Linked DNA regions of Homo sapiens: region 2 is linked to region 1. Evidence: chromatin loops called from intact Hi-C (ENCODE). Cell type or tissue: endothelial cell of umbilical vein. All regions are shown on one strand.

The links. Hi-C counts contacts between places; a loop is a spot of excess contacts. Peaks named below come from ENCODE experiments on the same cell type or tissue, not always from the same donor. Only the 100,000 strongest peaks of a DNase experiment are listed, where the experiment ranks them.
Region 2: it touches region 1 in a loop (8-fold over the local background); 63 of 110 quality-filtered maps call a loop at or near these places.

What each region holds. Positions count from the first base shown.
Region 1 is chr18:12,388,003-12,396,002 of GRCh38, reverse strand. No RefSeq gene overlaps it. Among named protein-coding and RNA genes, the nearest start is that of AFG3L2, 15 kb to the right of the region's middle. In endothelial cell of umbilical vein, CTCF peaks have their summits at 1,398 (motif pointing left) and 4,170; a DNase peak (open chromatin) is centred at 4,132.
Region 2 is chr18:12,674,925-12,682,924 of GRCh38, reverse strand. CEP76 (centrosomal protein 76) reads left to right here. Exons shown (of 12, transcript NM_024899.4): 9 at 2,097-2,263; 10 at 4,483-4,816. It also overlaps a transcript of PSMG2 not described here. Among named protein-coding and RNA genes, the nearest start is that of SPIRE1, 21 kb to the right of the region's middle. In endothelial cell of umbilical vein, no CTCF peak of the experiment used is centred here; a DNase peak (open chromatin) is centred at 3,524; H3K4me3 peaks cover 211 bases; H3K27ac peaks cover 1,336 bases.

The DNA.
Region 1 (8,000 bases):
CTTGCTGAAACTCCACTCCCTTGGCTTCCATGACACTCCCTTTCGCTGCCTCCTTTGCACACTCTACTTCTCCTCCATTCTTCTGTTCTTCTCACTCAAGGCCTCTCTCTGTGAGTGAACTCATTGAGTTTCACAGTTTCCACTGATTCCCAAACCAATATCTCTATATCAGATTTCTACCCAACCTTCATTCCCACACATCCAGCTACCTGCAGGCCATTCCCTAGGCAGCTACCAGAGCCTTCCTTCCTCAGCACGCTCCTCTTCCAGGAGGCACTGTTCAGGTCAGTGGCATCACTCAGGCACCCCAGGCTGGAGAATAGGGAATGACTGCTCACTCCTTACAGCCAACCAATCATCAAGTCCTCTGGAATTTACCTCTTACAGATTGTTTTGGTCCATTCCCTTGTCTACATCCTTTAAGAGGCAATAGGGGCTGGGCTCAGTGGCTCATGCCTGTAATCCCAGCACTTTTGGAGGCCAAGGAGGGTGGATTGCCTGAGGTCAGGAGTTCAAGACCAGCCTGGCCAATATGGCAAAACCCTGTCTCTACTAAAAATACAAAAATTAGCTGGGCATGGTGGGGCATGTCTGCAGTCCCAGCCACTTGGGAGGCTGAGGCAGGAGAATTGCTTGAACCTGGGAGGCTGAGACTGCAGTGAGCTGAGATCATGCCATTGCACTCCACCTGGGTGACAGAGCAAGACTCAGTCTCAAAAAAAAAAAAAAAAAAGTCTGGCACTGTGGCTCACGCCTATAATTCCAGCACTTTGGGAAGCCGAGGCAGGCAGATCACGAGGTCAGGAGTTCAAGACCAGCTTGACCAACATGGTGAAACCCCATCTCTACTAAAAATACAAAAAAATTAGCCGGGTGTGGTGGCACGTGCCTGTAATCCCAGCTACTTGGGAGGCTGAGGCAGGAGAATCGCTTGAACCCAGGAGGCAGAGGTTGCAGTGAGCTGAGACCACGGCACTGCACTCCAGCCTGGCAACAGAGCGAGACTCCGTCTCAAAAAAAAAAAAAAAAAAAAAAAAAAAGATGAAATAGGATTTAATAGTTGAAGACATGGGTTTGGAAAGGAACAAACCTGGGTTCCAGTCCTGGTTTCCCTTCTGCAAGTCACTTAATCTCGCTAAATGTCAACATCATTCATGAAGTGGGAATATTAGTAGCACTATGTGGTGGGACTTGTGAGAATGAAAGGAGAATAAGTGTGAAGTCCTTAGCACAGTGATGCGAGGCAGTGCACGATGTGAGCGAGCTCCTCTCAGGTTGCTGTTGTATGACCAGCCCTACTGTGCGGCCCCTTCAGCCCTGGCTGTGGCTCACTCCTCTGGAAGACTTTAACAGCTAGGCAGTTGGGATTTGCCCCTTGGGGCTCCCTCTGCTGGCATGCCCTCCAGGCCTCATAATGCCCGCCTGGGTGCCTCTCACGCCCCTCTGTCATCCTGCAATCCTCCCGCTGCCTCCGTTCACACCCAGCACATTGGTTCCTCATTACTGCACTTGTTTATGTTTGTGTTTCTCCCACTAGGTTAATGCATATTAAAGATGCAACTTTCTAGGCTCCACCCCTTACCTTTTGAATGGGCATTTCTGGGGTGAAAACCAGAAATAATACATATTAATGAGCAGCCCAGGCAATTACAATGCTCCCTAAAGTTTAGAAAGTAGTTCTGCATGGACTCTGAGCTCCTCAAGGATGAGACCTGAGCCTCCTTCATCTCTGTGTACCCAGGGTCTAACCCAGGTGGTGGCAAACAGTAGTCACTTGAACATTGCTTGTTCAGTGAGTCAAGGGTGACTCCTAGGGGGTTGTAAACTGGGAGTGGCTTGGCCATGGGGCAGCGGGGGCTCTGTCTAGTGTAATTACTGACAGAGCCGTCTAGTCTAGTGTGTTTCAAGCCGAGTCCGGGAAGCCCTATGACCTTATTGACCAGCTCGGGGGTAAACCGAGGAGTTTTTCAAGCAGTGGTCCTACTTTTTGTTTGTATATATTCAGATTCTATACACTGAAAGTCCATGTCAAATTTTCATTTTTACAAAAGACTGCTGCTAAAAATAAATAAGTTTGAAAACTACTGTATCAGAAAGTTTGTTTTAACTTAGAGAGAAAACCATTCTCCCAATAGGTAAGAAGATTCTGAGGGGATGTTTCTTTCCAATTTGTCATGGATATTTGCCTCATCTATTACCCCAGGACTATAACAAAACTAAGGCTGTAATGTTTCGCTGATCCTCAAATACAATGGTAGTAAAGATCTTATTTACAGAGACTTCGACCTGCCACGTTGTCAGAGCAAGTTGCAGAAGTAGCTACCTACTAGTGCCTAGCTACCTGCCAGCACCTAGCTATTCTAAGAACTTATAGAATACTGCTGGAATCCAAGGACATGTTCTCTTACTAAATTCACAAACATCTTGAGACTCAAATGGACAAGATGTACCAGTATATTATTAAAACAGAGCAGGACAGGCATGGTGGCTCATCCCTATAATCATAGTGCTTCAGGAAGCTGAGGGAGGAGAATAGCTTGAGGCCAGGAGTTTGAGACCAGCTTGGACAGCATAGCCAGACCTCATTTCTAAAAAAAAAAAAAAATTTTTTTTTTTTTTGAGACGAAGTCTCACTCTGTCACCAGGCTGGAGTGCAGAGGTGTGATCTCAGCTCACTGCAACCTCTGCCTCCTGGGTTCAAGCAATTCTCCTGCCTCAGCCTCCTGAGTAGATGGGACTATAGGTGCCTGTTACCACGCCCAGCTAATTCTTGTATTTTTTAAGTACAGACAGGGTTTCACCATGTTGGCCAGGATGGTCTCAATCTCTTGACCTCAGGCGATCCTCCCACCTCGGCCTCCCAAAGTGCTGGGGTTACAGGCGTGAGCCACTGTGCCTGGCCAAAAAAAAAAAAAAATTGTTTTAAATAGAACAATTAGCTCGGTGTGGTGCTGTGAGCATGTTGTCCCAGATGCTCAGGAGTCTGAGGTGGGAGGATCACTTGAGCCCAGGAGTTCAAGGTTATGGTGAGCTATGATCACACCACTGCACTGCAGCCTGGCCAACAAGTGAGACTCTGTCTCTGAAAAAACAGGAGCACATCCCTTTTACTTTCTGTGGTATGTTTCCTCTTTTCAACACCTACATAGAATTGCTGAAGTAAGGCCAGATGTGGTGGCTCATGCCTGTAATCCCAGCACTTTGGGAGGCTGAGGCATGTGGATCACCTGAGGTCAGGAGTTCGAGAGCAGCCTGGCCAACATGGTGAAACCCCGTCTCTAATAAAAATACAAAAAATTAGCCGAGCGTGGTGGTGGGTGCCTGTAATCCCAGCTACTTGGGAGGCTGAGGCAGGAGAATCATTTGAACCCAGGAGGCGGAGGTTGCAGTGAGCTGAGACCGAAACTCTGTCTCAAAAAACTCCGTCTCAAAAAAAAAAAAAAAAATTGCTGAAGTAAGTCTTTTCAATACACATCTTATGTTCTCCTCCTTACTTCTATTTCTGGGTACTTTAATTCTATCCAATCTAGCTTACAGAGCTTCTCACTAGGTTCCTAACAAACCATTTCCTTCTCAGCTTTCAAATGCCTTCTCACATAATGCCTTCTGGGATTGCGGTACTGTACTCAAAAGATGGCTTATGACAAGGAGTTTGGTGTACCAAAGCAATCATCACATTTTTTTACAAGAAGACACAATTGGGAAAAATCTAGAAACTTTATGATTTGAGTATACCATTGTGGTCAACTCTTTTAGAAAAATATTTGATCACTACCTAGTAAAAGGGTGATAAAGAATCTTCTAAATGTTCTGCAGTTGTCATTCATGAAACGTGCATTGGTAGCACCCTGGCATCAGTGACATCATTCATGGTTTTACTCATTATCATCTGGAAAATAGCAACTGGGCATTGTGTCTTTTCTATTCCTTTACCTGAGGCCCATTGCCAGGAACAGTAGCACAAACCAAGACCACCACTGGAAAAGATTATGTCAGCTTCACTTTATAGAAAACACAGCATTAGGTTGTTCGTGGAGATGAACTATGAACAATAGAAAAATTATTTTTTGAAAAATCCAGACCAGCCTTGTGAACACATCTGAAGGTTTTCTGGAAATGCACGGCGTTGTCTAGAGATGTATAGGGCTCTCCTGACGCCTAGTGGGGAACCGTATGCAGCACAACTCTGGGTAGCGAGCCCAAGCCCTAGCCACAAAACACAAATTATTTTCTAAAAACTAATGTTTACCAGGCAATCTCTCTACTAGGAAACCATCCTCTGAATGGAAGCTGGCACATGTGTATATATGCATGTACCAATAAGAATAATTGGCTGGGTGCGTGGGCTCATGCCTGTAATCCCAGCACTTTAGGAGGCCAAGATGGGAGGATCACTTGAAGCCAGGAGTTCAAGACCAGCCTCAGCAGTATAGTGAAACTCCAACGTTACAAAAAATTTAAAAATTAGCCAGCTGTGGTGGCGCAGGCCTGTAGTCACAGCTATTTGGAAAGTTGAGGCTTGAGCCTGGGCATTCAAGGCTACAGTGAGCTATGATCGTGCCACTGCACTCCAGTCTGGGTGACAGAGCAAGACCCTGTCTCAAAAAAAAAAGCTCACGGTGGCTTCTGAAATAAAAAGAAATGAGAATTAGTCTAAATGACGCTTGGTGAGAAAACTATTAAAGCTTTACAAGAGAATACAATAGAGTTTATTAATGCCTTGGGGGAACTATATGTTATTAACATACAAAAATATATGTTAAACAAAAGAAAAAATCAAGATGCATAAAGTACACGTTCGTTCATGTAAAAATAAGTTTTTTTTTTTTTGTTTGTTTGTTTTGAGACAGAGTCTTACTCTGTCACCTAGGCTGGAGTGCAGTGGCACCATCTCGGCTAACTGCAACCTCTGCTTCCCGGGTTGAAGTGGTTCTCAGGCCTCAGCTTCCCTTGTAGCTGGGACTACAAGCGCATGCTACCACACCCGGCTAATTTTCTATATTTTCAGTAGAGGCTGGGTTTTACCATGTTGGCCAGGCTGGTCTCAAACTCCTGGCCTCAAGCAATTCACCAGCCTTGGATTTCCAAAGTGCTGGGATTACAGGCATCAGCCACCACACCTGGCCTAAAAATTAGTTCTATATGCTTGCAAATACATATAAAATGTATGGACACACACACACAGAAAAAACTACCTAGAAATTTACCTTTAAAGGCCAGGCACCATGGCTCATGCCTATAATCACAGCACTTTGGGAGGCCAAGGCAGGTGGATCACCTGAGGTCAGGAGTTAGAGACCAGCCTGGTCAACATAGTGAAACACTAAAAATACAAAAATTAGCCGGGCATGGTGGCAGGTGCCTGTAATCCCAGCTACTCGGGAGGCCAAGGCAGGAGAATAGCTTGAAATCTGGGAGGCAAAGCTTGCAGTAAGCCGAGATCAGCCACTGCACTCCAGCCTGGGCGACAGAGTGAGACTGTGTCAAAAAAAAAAAAAAAAGTCCGGGCGCGGTGGCTCACGCCTGTAATCCCAGCACTTTGGGAGGCTGAGGTGCGTGGATCACGAGGTCAGGAGATCGAAACCATCCTGGCTAACACAGTGAAACCCCGTCTCTACTAAAAATACAAAAAAATTAGCCAGGCATGGTGGTGAGCACCTGTAATTCCAGCTACTTGGGAGGCCGAGGCAGGAGAATAGCTTGAAATCTGCGAGGCAAAGCTTGCAGTAAGCTGAGATCAGGCCACTGCACTCCAGCCTGGGCAACACAGTGAGACTCCGTCTCAAAAAAAAAAAAAAAAAGAAAGAAAGAAAGAAAGAAAGTTACCTTTAAGATGTGAACATGAGAAATGAAGATACTTTTACTTTTCATTTTGTAACTTTGTTTCTGTCCACACTGATGAAAAAAAAATTTATACTGAACTTTTTTTTTATTTTGAAAGACAGAGTCTTGTTCTGTCACCTAGGCTGGAGTGCAATGGTGTGATCATAGGTCACTGCAGCCTTGAATTCTGGGCTCAGGCAATCCTCCTGCCTCAGCCTCCTGAGTAGCTTGAACTACAGGCCTGTACCAGCACACTGAGCTAATTTTTAATTTTTAATTTTTTTTTTTGAGATGGAGTCTCGCTCTGTCACCCAGGCTGGAGTGCAGTGGTGCGATCTCGGCTCACTGCAAGCTCCGCCTCCCGAGTTCATGCCATTCTCCTGCCTCAGCCTCCAGAGTGGCTGGGACTACAGGCACCCGCCACCACGCCCGGCTAATTTTTTGTATTTTTAGTAGAGACAGGGTTTCACTGTGTCAGCCAGGATGGTCTCAATCTCCTGACCTCGTGATCCACCCGCCTTGGCCTCTCAAAGTGCTGGGATTACAGGCGTGAGCCACCGCGCCTGGCCATGCGTGGCTAATTTTTGTATTTTTAGTAGAGGCCGGATTTCATCATCTTGGCCAGGCTGGTCTTGAACTCCTGACCTTGTGATCCACCCGGCCTCAGCCTCCCAAAGTGTTGGGATTACAGGCATGGGCCACCGTGCCTGGCGGTTTTTTTTTTTTTTCTTTTTTTTAGACAGAATCTCACTGTGTCTCCCAGGCTGGAGTGCAGTAGCTTGATCTTGGCTTACTGCAAACCACCCCCTCCCGGGTTCAAGTGATTCTCCTGCCTCAGCCTCCAGAGTAGTTGGGATTACAGGTGCGTGCCACCATGCCTGGCTAATTTTTGTATTTTTAGTAGGGATGGGGTTTCCTCATGTTGGCCAGGCTGGTCTTGAACTCCTGACCTCAAATGATCCGCCCACCTCAGCTTCCCAAAGTGCTGGGATTACAGGCATGAGCCACTGCACCTGGCCTAATTTTTAAATTTTTTTGTACAGACGGGGATCTCACTGTGTTGCCCAGGCTGGTCTCAAACTCCTGGCCTCAGGCCATCCTCCCCACTTGGCTTCTCAAAGTGCTGGGATTCTATAATCCACTGCACCTGGCCCCATCCTTATACTGAACCTTTTATATTTCAACATTTTACATTTTCTTGCTCGTAAAACTATTATACATTTATTATAAGATATTTGGAAAATATACATAGTCATAAAATTATTTTTTCAAAAGTACTTGTAATCTCACTCAGCACTGAAAAAAATAACATCCTTTAATAGTCTTAGATTGTATTATATTTTATTTGAATAGGTAATATTTTCACATGGTTCAATAAGGTAAACACTGTGAAAAAGCACACACCGAGAAGCTCAGACAGTCCACACCATCCTGCCTGCTGTAGGCAGCCACCTTCATTAGTCTTGCACACTCTATCAACCATCCCCCCAGCCCCTGGCAATCCCTAATCACCGTCTTCCGTCTCCATGGATTTGCCTGTTCAGCATATTTCATATGTATAAATGCAATCTTATAATATGTGGTCTTTCATGTCTGATTTCTTTGTTTCCAAGGTTTATCCATGCTATAGCATGTATCAGGTCTTCATTTTATGGCTGAATAATAATCCATTGTAATAATACACCACATTTCATTTTATCCATTCAGTTGATACATATTTAGGCCCTTTCTGGTTTTTGGCTATCATGAATAATGCTGCTATGAACACAGCATATGTACCTTTGTTATGAACACATGTACAGGTTTCTGTGTGGATATATCCTTTCAATTATCTTGGGAAGATGCCCAGGAGTGGACATGCTGAGTCATATGACTATGTTTAACCTATGAAAATTGACAGTTTTCCATAGACCTACTAGCGTGAGGGTTCCAATTTCTCCACACTCTTGATAATACTTGTTATCTTTATTATGTATACATCTATATTATTTTGTACTATCTATAGTATTTTTGATTGCAGCCCTCCTAGAGTGTGAAGTGGAATCTCGTGGTTTTGATTTGACTTTCATTGACAGCTAATGATGTTGAGCCTCTCTCTATGTGCTGGTTGGCCATTTGTATGTCTTCTTCGAGGACATGTCTATTCAAGTCCTTTGCCCATTAAAAAAATAGCTTCA
Region 2 (8,000 bases), 290 kb before region 1:
TTAAGCCAGGCGCAGTGGCTCATGCCTGTAATCGCAGCACTTTGGGAGGCCGAGGTGGGTGGATCACTTGAGGTCAGGAGTTCAAGACCAACCTGGCCAACATGATGAAACTCTCTCTCTACTAAAAATACAAAAATTAGCTGGGTGTGGTGGTGCACGCCTGTAGTCCTAGCTACTCAGGAGGCTGAGAATCATTGGAACCCGGGAGGAGGAGGTTGTAGTGAGCCGAGGTCATGCCACTGCATTCCAGCCTGGGTGACAGAGCGAGACTCTGTCTCAAAAAAGAAAAAAGTAAATTAAAAAATAAAAGATTGGTTATTACATTTTTGTAAAGCCACTTGAAGAACTATAAAATGCTATTTGTTTTCTTACAGTTAATTTTTTTTAAAAAACTTTAGCACCACCAAATCCAATTTTTTGGAGAAAGAAATTTCTTGGCCAGGTAAGGTGGCTCATGCCTGTAGTCCCAGCACTTTGGGAGGCTGAGGCAAGCGGATTGCTTGAGTCCAGGAATTCGAGACCAGCCAGGGCAACTTGGTGAAACCTTGTCTCTACAAAAACACAAAAAATAGCTGGGCCTGGTGATGAGTGCCTGTGGTCCCAGCTATTCAGGAGGCTGAGGCGGGGGAATCACTTGAGCTGGGGACATCAAGGCTGCAGTGAGCTGAGGACGTCAAGGCAGCATTGAGCTGAGATCATGCCACTGCACTCCAGCCTGGGTGTCAGAACTAGACCCTATCTCAAAAGAGAGGAAAAAAAAAAGAAATTTCTTCATTCGGACACTCAACTCAAATAGTTATTTTTGCTTTCGCGTGTAGTCTTCCTACACTTAAATACGAAATTGTAACCATAGTGTTTAATATCTTGGTAATTTTTTTCACAGAACACAGTATCAGATATTTTCTTTTCTTTTTTTCTTTTTTTTTTTAGAGACAGAGTCTCACTCTGTTGTCCAGGCTGGAGTGCAGTGGCACGATCTCAGCTCACTGCAATCTCTGCCTCCCAGGTTCAAGCGATTCTCCTGCCTCAGCCTCCTGAGTAGCTGGGATTACAGGCACACACCACCATACCCAGCTAATATTTTCTATTTTTTTATAGGTCTTTATAACTTTTTAAAATTGAAAGTAATATAACCAAAGAAAATCTGGAAAAAGAGTGGAAAATTATATATAACCTCCCCAGTAATAACCATTGTTGGCATTTTGTTGTTGTTCTTGCCAGTCATTTTTCTTATGTATGTATTTTCTTGAAATTATCACATATAGATACTATCAGTCATTGGTTGAGTGTTTTCCATTTATTTGCATTTCTTGCTGTATGACTTGTTTGCTTGTTTGTTCATGTACTTCAGCTATTAATCTATTAAAATATTCCAGGCTGGGCACAGGAGCTCATGCCTGTAATCCCAACACTTTGGGAGGCTGAGGCAGGAGGATCACTTGAGCCCAGGAGTTCAAGAGCAGCCTGGGTAACACAGTAAGACCCCTGTTTATACAAAAAAAATTTTAAAATTAGCTAGGTGTCATGGTGCACACCTTTAGTCCCAGCTACTTGGGAGGCTGAGATGGGGAAATCACTTAAGCCCAGGAGGTCAAGGCTGCTATGAATCATGTCACCAGCCTGGGTGACAGAGGAAGACCCTGTCTCAAAAAAAAAAAAAAAAAAAAATGTTCTACTTTTCTTTCTGTGTTGTGTGAGTTCTTTATAAACATTTTTTTTTTTTTTTGGAAACAGAGTCTTACTCTGTTGCTGAGGCTGGAATGCAGTGGCGCGATTGTAGCTCACTGCAACCTCCGCCTCCCAAGTTCACGTGATTCTCTTGCCTCGCCTCCTGAGTAGCTGGGACTAATGGTGTGTGCTACCACACCCGGCTAATTTTTGTATTTTTAGTAGAGACAGAGTTTCCTTATGTTGGCCAGGCTGGTCTTGAACTCCTGACGTCATGTGATCCACCCGCCTTGGCCTCCCAAAGTGTTGGGATTACAGGCGTGAGCCACTGTGCCCAGCCAATAAATTTTTATTATAATTTAGTATTTAAGTATGTAATGAGGAAATAATATGGAAGAATGAATACTTCATTTTAATTTATCTTCCAGGGTGACTGTGAAGATCACGCTAACCTTCTGTGCAGCCTTCTTCTTGGATATGGATTAGAAGCCTTTGTTTGTGTTGGGACCAAGGCAAAAGGAGTACCTCATGCATGGGTTATGACTTGTGGAACTGATGGGGCCATCACTTTTTGGGAGAGTTTAACAGGACACAGGTTAGTTTACTAAGTTTATAAGGATATTAAAATGAAGTTATAAGTTTTTTTTTTTTTTTTTTTTTGAGATGGAGTCTCGCTCTGTCGCCCAGGCTGGAGTGCACTGGCACAATCTCAGCTCACTGCAACCTCCACCTCCCAGGTTCAAGCCGATTCTCCTGTCTCAGCCTCCCAAGTAGCTGGGATTACAGGCATGTGCCACCGCACCTGGCTGATTTTTGTATTTTTAGTAGAGACAAGTTTTCACCATGTTAGCCAGGCTGGTCTCGAACTCCTGACCTTAGGTGATCCACCTACCTCAGCCTCCCAAAGTGCTGGGATTACAGGCGTGAGCCACTGTGTCCGGCTTAAGTTATAAGTATTTTAAATTATAAGGGTTTTTTGTCCATATTGATGGTACTTGAAGGTACGTGTTGATGATTTTAGTTAGAGCCTTTTCAGTGATTATGTAAAAAAGTACTTCAATTATGGCAGCCAAGTAAATGAACTCTAAGAAAACTTTTACCTCAAATATTCTTTACCAACATGATGTTGGTAAACAGTAAATTATGTTTACTAGTTTTGTATGATTAGCATATTTTTTTTTCAGTTTTCTCTTTTTTTTTTTTTGCAGTGTCTCATTCTGTTGCTCAGGCTGGAGTGCAGTGGCACAGTCACAGCCCACTGCAGCCTCCCCCTCCTGGGTTCTGGTGGTCCTCCTACCTCAGCCTCTTGCGTAGCTGGGACTGCAGGTGTGCACAGCCATGCCTAGCTAATTTTTTTGTAGGGATGAGCTTTTGCTGTGTTGTCTAGGCTGGTCTTGAACTCCTGGGCTCAAGCAGTCTACCTGCCACGGCCTTCCAAAGTGCTGAGATTATAGGCATGAGCCACCACACCTGGCTGGCATATGTTTTTTTCTGATGATCATACCTAAGTCTGAAAATAAGTTCAAGTTGTAAATGATGATTTCTTTTTAAAATTTGATGTGGTTACCATCTCCACGTTGGCAAATCCACTGGACACATTTTTTAAAGTACTTTAGCCTGTCATTAGATTTTGAAACAGCTGAGTACTTCTGTTGTAGGACTTCTTCCTTAGTTCAGCTAAGAGCTGAGTCCTTGTCACATGGCCACGAAAAATTAGGCTCGCAGGCAATTTGAAGGGGGAGAAAAATGGAATTTATTGAACAAAAAGGAAAAACACTGGGAAACGGACGCTCCACAAAGCCAGAGTGCCTGCTAGTGTGCTTCGTGCCTGCTAGTGTGCTTCCTGCCTGCTAGTGTGCTTCCTGCCTCGCAGATTGAATTCCAGCTTCCACTCAGGAAGAGGAGGGGCCAAGCTCCTCCCCACTGCAAATTGCTCGAACTTCTGTGGCTTCTCCCCAGTGTGCACTCCTCCCAGTGCACAGGCTGGTTGGAGTTTCTCTGGGGACCCCTTTCCACCTGGCTGTCTCACTTCTTTCTTCATGGAACATTCTCTTTCCTTAGCTTCTTTTTTATCATTGTCTTTCAATATTTATTATTCCTCTCTGGCTGTTCTTAGTTTTTCCTTCATCTTGTCTTTAAATGTGTGTGTTCTAGAGGCCCAGCCCTGGGCCCTCTTTTCATTCCCGAGTCCTCTTTCTCCCTGGTTGATAATCATGCCTAATAATGTTTTGGTTAGTTGTGCCTAAAAATGCATAACCAAATTATTTTAATTATGTTATCTGAGGCAAACTTTTTTTATTTTTATTTTTTTTTCTTGGAGATGGAGTTTCGCCCTTGTTGCTCAGGCTGGACGGCTCACTGCAGCCTCCGCCTCCCGGGTTCAAGCAATTCTCCTGGCTTAGCCTCCCGAGTAGCTGGGACTACAGGCACGTGCTCCCATGCCCAGCTAATTTTTGTATTTTTAGCAGAGACGGGGTTTCACCATGTTGGTCAGGTTAGTCTCGAACTCTTGACCTCAGGTGATCCCCCTGCCTCGGCCTCCCAAAGTGCTGGGACTACCGCATCCGGCCTTTGATCTTAACAGTATACATAGAATGTATTCTGTTGTTAACAGAGTTGGTTTCAATATTGTAAAGACGTACCATACAATTAATACAGAGTAATCAAATTGTGGAAATATAAAAAAGAAAAACAAGTATTAAACTGTAGTTCTGAGAAGTAGTTATGGCCTTAAGTGTTAGAATAATTTTCTCAGTAAGATGCTGCCTTTTTAATTTTTAAGTTCTCATATATAAAATTATTTAATTTTTTTAGGTACATCCATAAACCTACCAATCCTGATGAACCTCCAGTTGCTGAACAGCCCAAACCACTGTACCCATATCGAACAATTGGTTGTGTTTTCAACCATCAGATGTTCCTGGGAAATTGTCAACCCTCTGATGCAGTAGAAACCTGTGTATTTGATTTGAACGATGAATCCAAATGGAAACCCATGAGTGAGGAAGCAATTAAATCTGTGTGTGCTCCTGGAGCTACAACATCCCTTCCTCCCTTTCCACCTCTGTGTGCATCCACAATTGACGCGTCAGTAACAAGTAATGAAATTGAAATGCAGCTGAGGCTCCTGGTGTCAGAACACAGGAAGGTAATTCACACTGAAATAGTTGTAGTTTCATACTTCTTTTCATTTATGTATTTAACTGTTTTTTGGTGTGTGTGATAGTGCCAGTCACTATTCTAGCCCTGAACAAAACAACTACAGTCCCTACTATTATGAAGCTTATAATTTTGAAAGTCATGAGAGTTCAAGTTCTGAGACTCAAAAATCTTCAAATTAATTAATACTTATAGAATGAATTACTTCCTCCTAGAAATGAAGAATGGTGAACTTGTTCACATCCCTTAGAGTCAAGATTTTTGCTGAATACCACTATTTGGATTTTGTCTTTGTGAAATGCTTATTCACATATTTGCCCCTTAAAAAATCCTGGGTTAGGCTGGGCTTGATGGCTCATGCCTATAACCCCAGCACTTTGGGAGGCTGAGGTGGGTGGATCGCTTGAGCCCAGGAGTTCAAGACCAGCCTGGGGAATATGGTGAAACATCATCTCTATTATTTTTTAAAGAAAAAATATGTATACTGGGTTATACTTTTTTCATATTCATTTTTCTCCCCAGGTTGGTTTCTGTTTGTTTTCATGTTGTACTCAACTGGGTAGACGTCTGGCTTTAATTTGCATTTCCCTGATTACTTTTGAGATCAAACCTCTTTTTTTTTTTTTTTTTTTTTTTTTTGAGATGGAATCTCTCGCTCTGTCACCCAGGCTGGAGCGCAGTGGCGTGATCTTGGCACAGTGGCGTGATCTTGGTTCACTGCAACCTCTACCTCCCAGGTTTAAGCAATTCTCCTGCCTCAGCCTCCTGAATAACTGGGATTATAGACATGTGCTACCACGCTGCCAGTTTTTGTATTTTTTGTAGAGATAGGGTTTCACCATGTTGGCCAGGCTGATCTCGAAGTGATCTACCTGCCTCAGCCTCCCAAAGTGCTGGGATTACAGTTGTGAGCCACTGCGCCCAGCCAGATCAAGCCTCTTGTCAAATAGCATGTAGATTTCCTTTGTAAAGTGCTTTTAAGAAGACATAAAAAGTATTAGTCATAAAGGAAAAGATTAATGTATCTTAAAGACTTAAGCTCATCAAGAGAAGACATTAAGAGATTGAAGCTGTGGGGTGGGAAAAGTTGTTTGTAACACATATCACCAACAAAGGACTAGAATCCAAAATGCCTACAAAATATTTCTGATTCACCTTTTAGGGTTCCCTGTTCCACTCCTCACCTTGGGTGAGCCCTGTTTTCTGTGTTCTTTGGGGCTATCAAAGGCAAACTGATTTATCAAACATGTTCTCTGGGTTCCCAGTTACTCTTAGCTTTGGCCTCTAAATATTTCTTATTCACTTGTCAACTTATCAAAGCATTTAAACATACATTTTGGAAAACCTGGCATTTGTAATATGTTTTCAGCAAAAGTTGGTCAGGGGACCTCTGGTCCATTATATTGCTGGAAATGAATGCCCCTTATTACTTTTTCTTTCCTTCCATCACTTGTATTGGCTTTAGCTTTCTTTTCTTAGGTTCTGCTTACAAATAAAAGCAATATCTTATAAAAATTACTTTTGGCCAGGCACAGTGTCTCACGCCTGTAATCCCAGCAGTTTGGGAGGCTGAGATGGGTGGATTGCTTGAGCTCAGGAGTTCAAGACCAGCCTGGGCAACGTGGTGAGACCCTATCTCTACAAAAAGTACAAAAATTAGCCGGGTGTGGTGGTGCATGCCTGTAGTCCCAGATACTCGGAGGCTGAGGTGAAAGGAGCCGGGGAGGCAGAGGTTGCAGTGAGCCGAGATTGTGCCACTGCACTCCAGCCTGGGTGACAGAGTAAGACCCTGTCTCAAAAAAAAAAAAAAAAAAAAAAGGAATTACTGTTTACAGAAAAAGAAAACAAAGCTGTGATAGATGCCAGTGTTGATCACTATTTAAGTTAAGGTGCCTGTAAATCAGCAAAAGTTCACATTTTGCCGCAGGAAAAGCATTGTTAATCGTGGATCTTTGAGACCATTTGTGATGAGTTAAAACCTTGAATATAAAATGAGGAAATACCAAAGATCCATTATGATAATCAAAATATCTAGAATTTTGAGAATTTTTTGTATTTGTAATATTATTATTTTTAACTTCATGTGTCCAGATATCAATAGGTCTTTTGGTGTTATAAATGGAATCATGGGCTGGGCACGGTGGCTTATGCCTGTAATCCCAGCACTTTGGGAGGCCGAGGTGGGTGGATCACTTGAGGTCAGGAGTTTGAGACCAGCCTGGCCAACATGGTGAAAGCCCGTCTCTACTAAAAATACAAAAATTAGCCGGGCATGGTGGCAGGTGTCTGTAGTCCCAGCTACTCAGGAGTCTGAGGCAGGAGAATCGCTTGAACCTGGGAGGCAGAGGTTGCAGTGAGCCGAGATCGCGCCACTGCATTCCAGCCTGGGCAACAGAGTAAGACTCTGTCTCAAAAAATTTAAAAAAATAAAAAATAAATGGAATCATGTTGTTTTTAACATTCCATAGAAATATGTTTTAAGCTCCCTAAGGGCCTATAAAATGTCTTCATCTTTTTATCTCTTACAGTATATAAGTTTTATAGAGTACATGTTCAGTAAATATTTGTTTAATCACATAGAATTAATTTGTTGACTTTTCTCACCTCTGTAGTTGAGTTTATGGTAGGAAGAGTCAGTCTTTAGTAAACAGATTCATTCTTACTAAACTCTTTTTTATTTATTTTATTTATTTATTTTTTTTGAGACAGAGTCTCGCTCTGTTGCCCAGGCTGGAGTGCAGTGGCACGATCTCGGCTCACTGCAAGCTCTGCCTCCCGGATTCATACCATTCTCCTGCCTCAGCCTCCCAAGTAGCTGGGACTACATGCACCCGCCACCACGCCCAACTCATTTTTTGTATTTTTAGTAGATACAGGGTTTCACCTTGTTAGCCAGGATGGTCTCAATCTCCTGACCTCATGATCCGCCCACCTCAGCCTCCCAAACTGCTGGGATTACAGGCGTGAGCCACCGCACCCGGCCTAAACTCTTTAAAGTTAAGTAAAATATCTCAAAATATAAGAATTATACCTGTCCTCCATATTAGGACTATTTCATATAGTATTTTGTAGTAGATATTAGAGAAGTACAGGATTTGGAGACTTTGTGAACATTGTTTTGAATGTTTTTTGGTTGTTTCTCTAAAAAGTAAAATCTGATCACCTATAGTTCC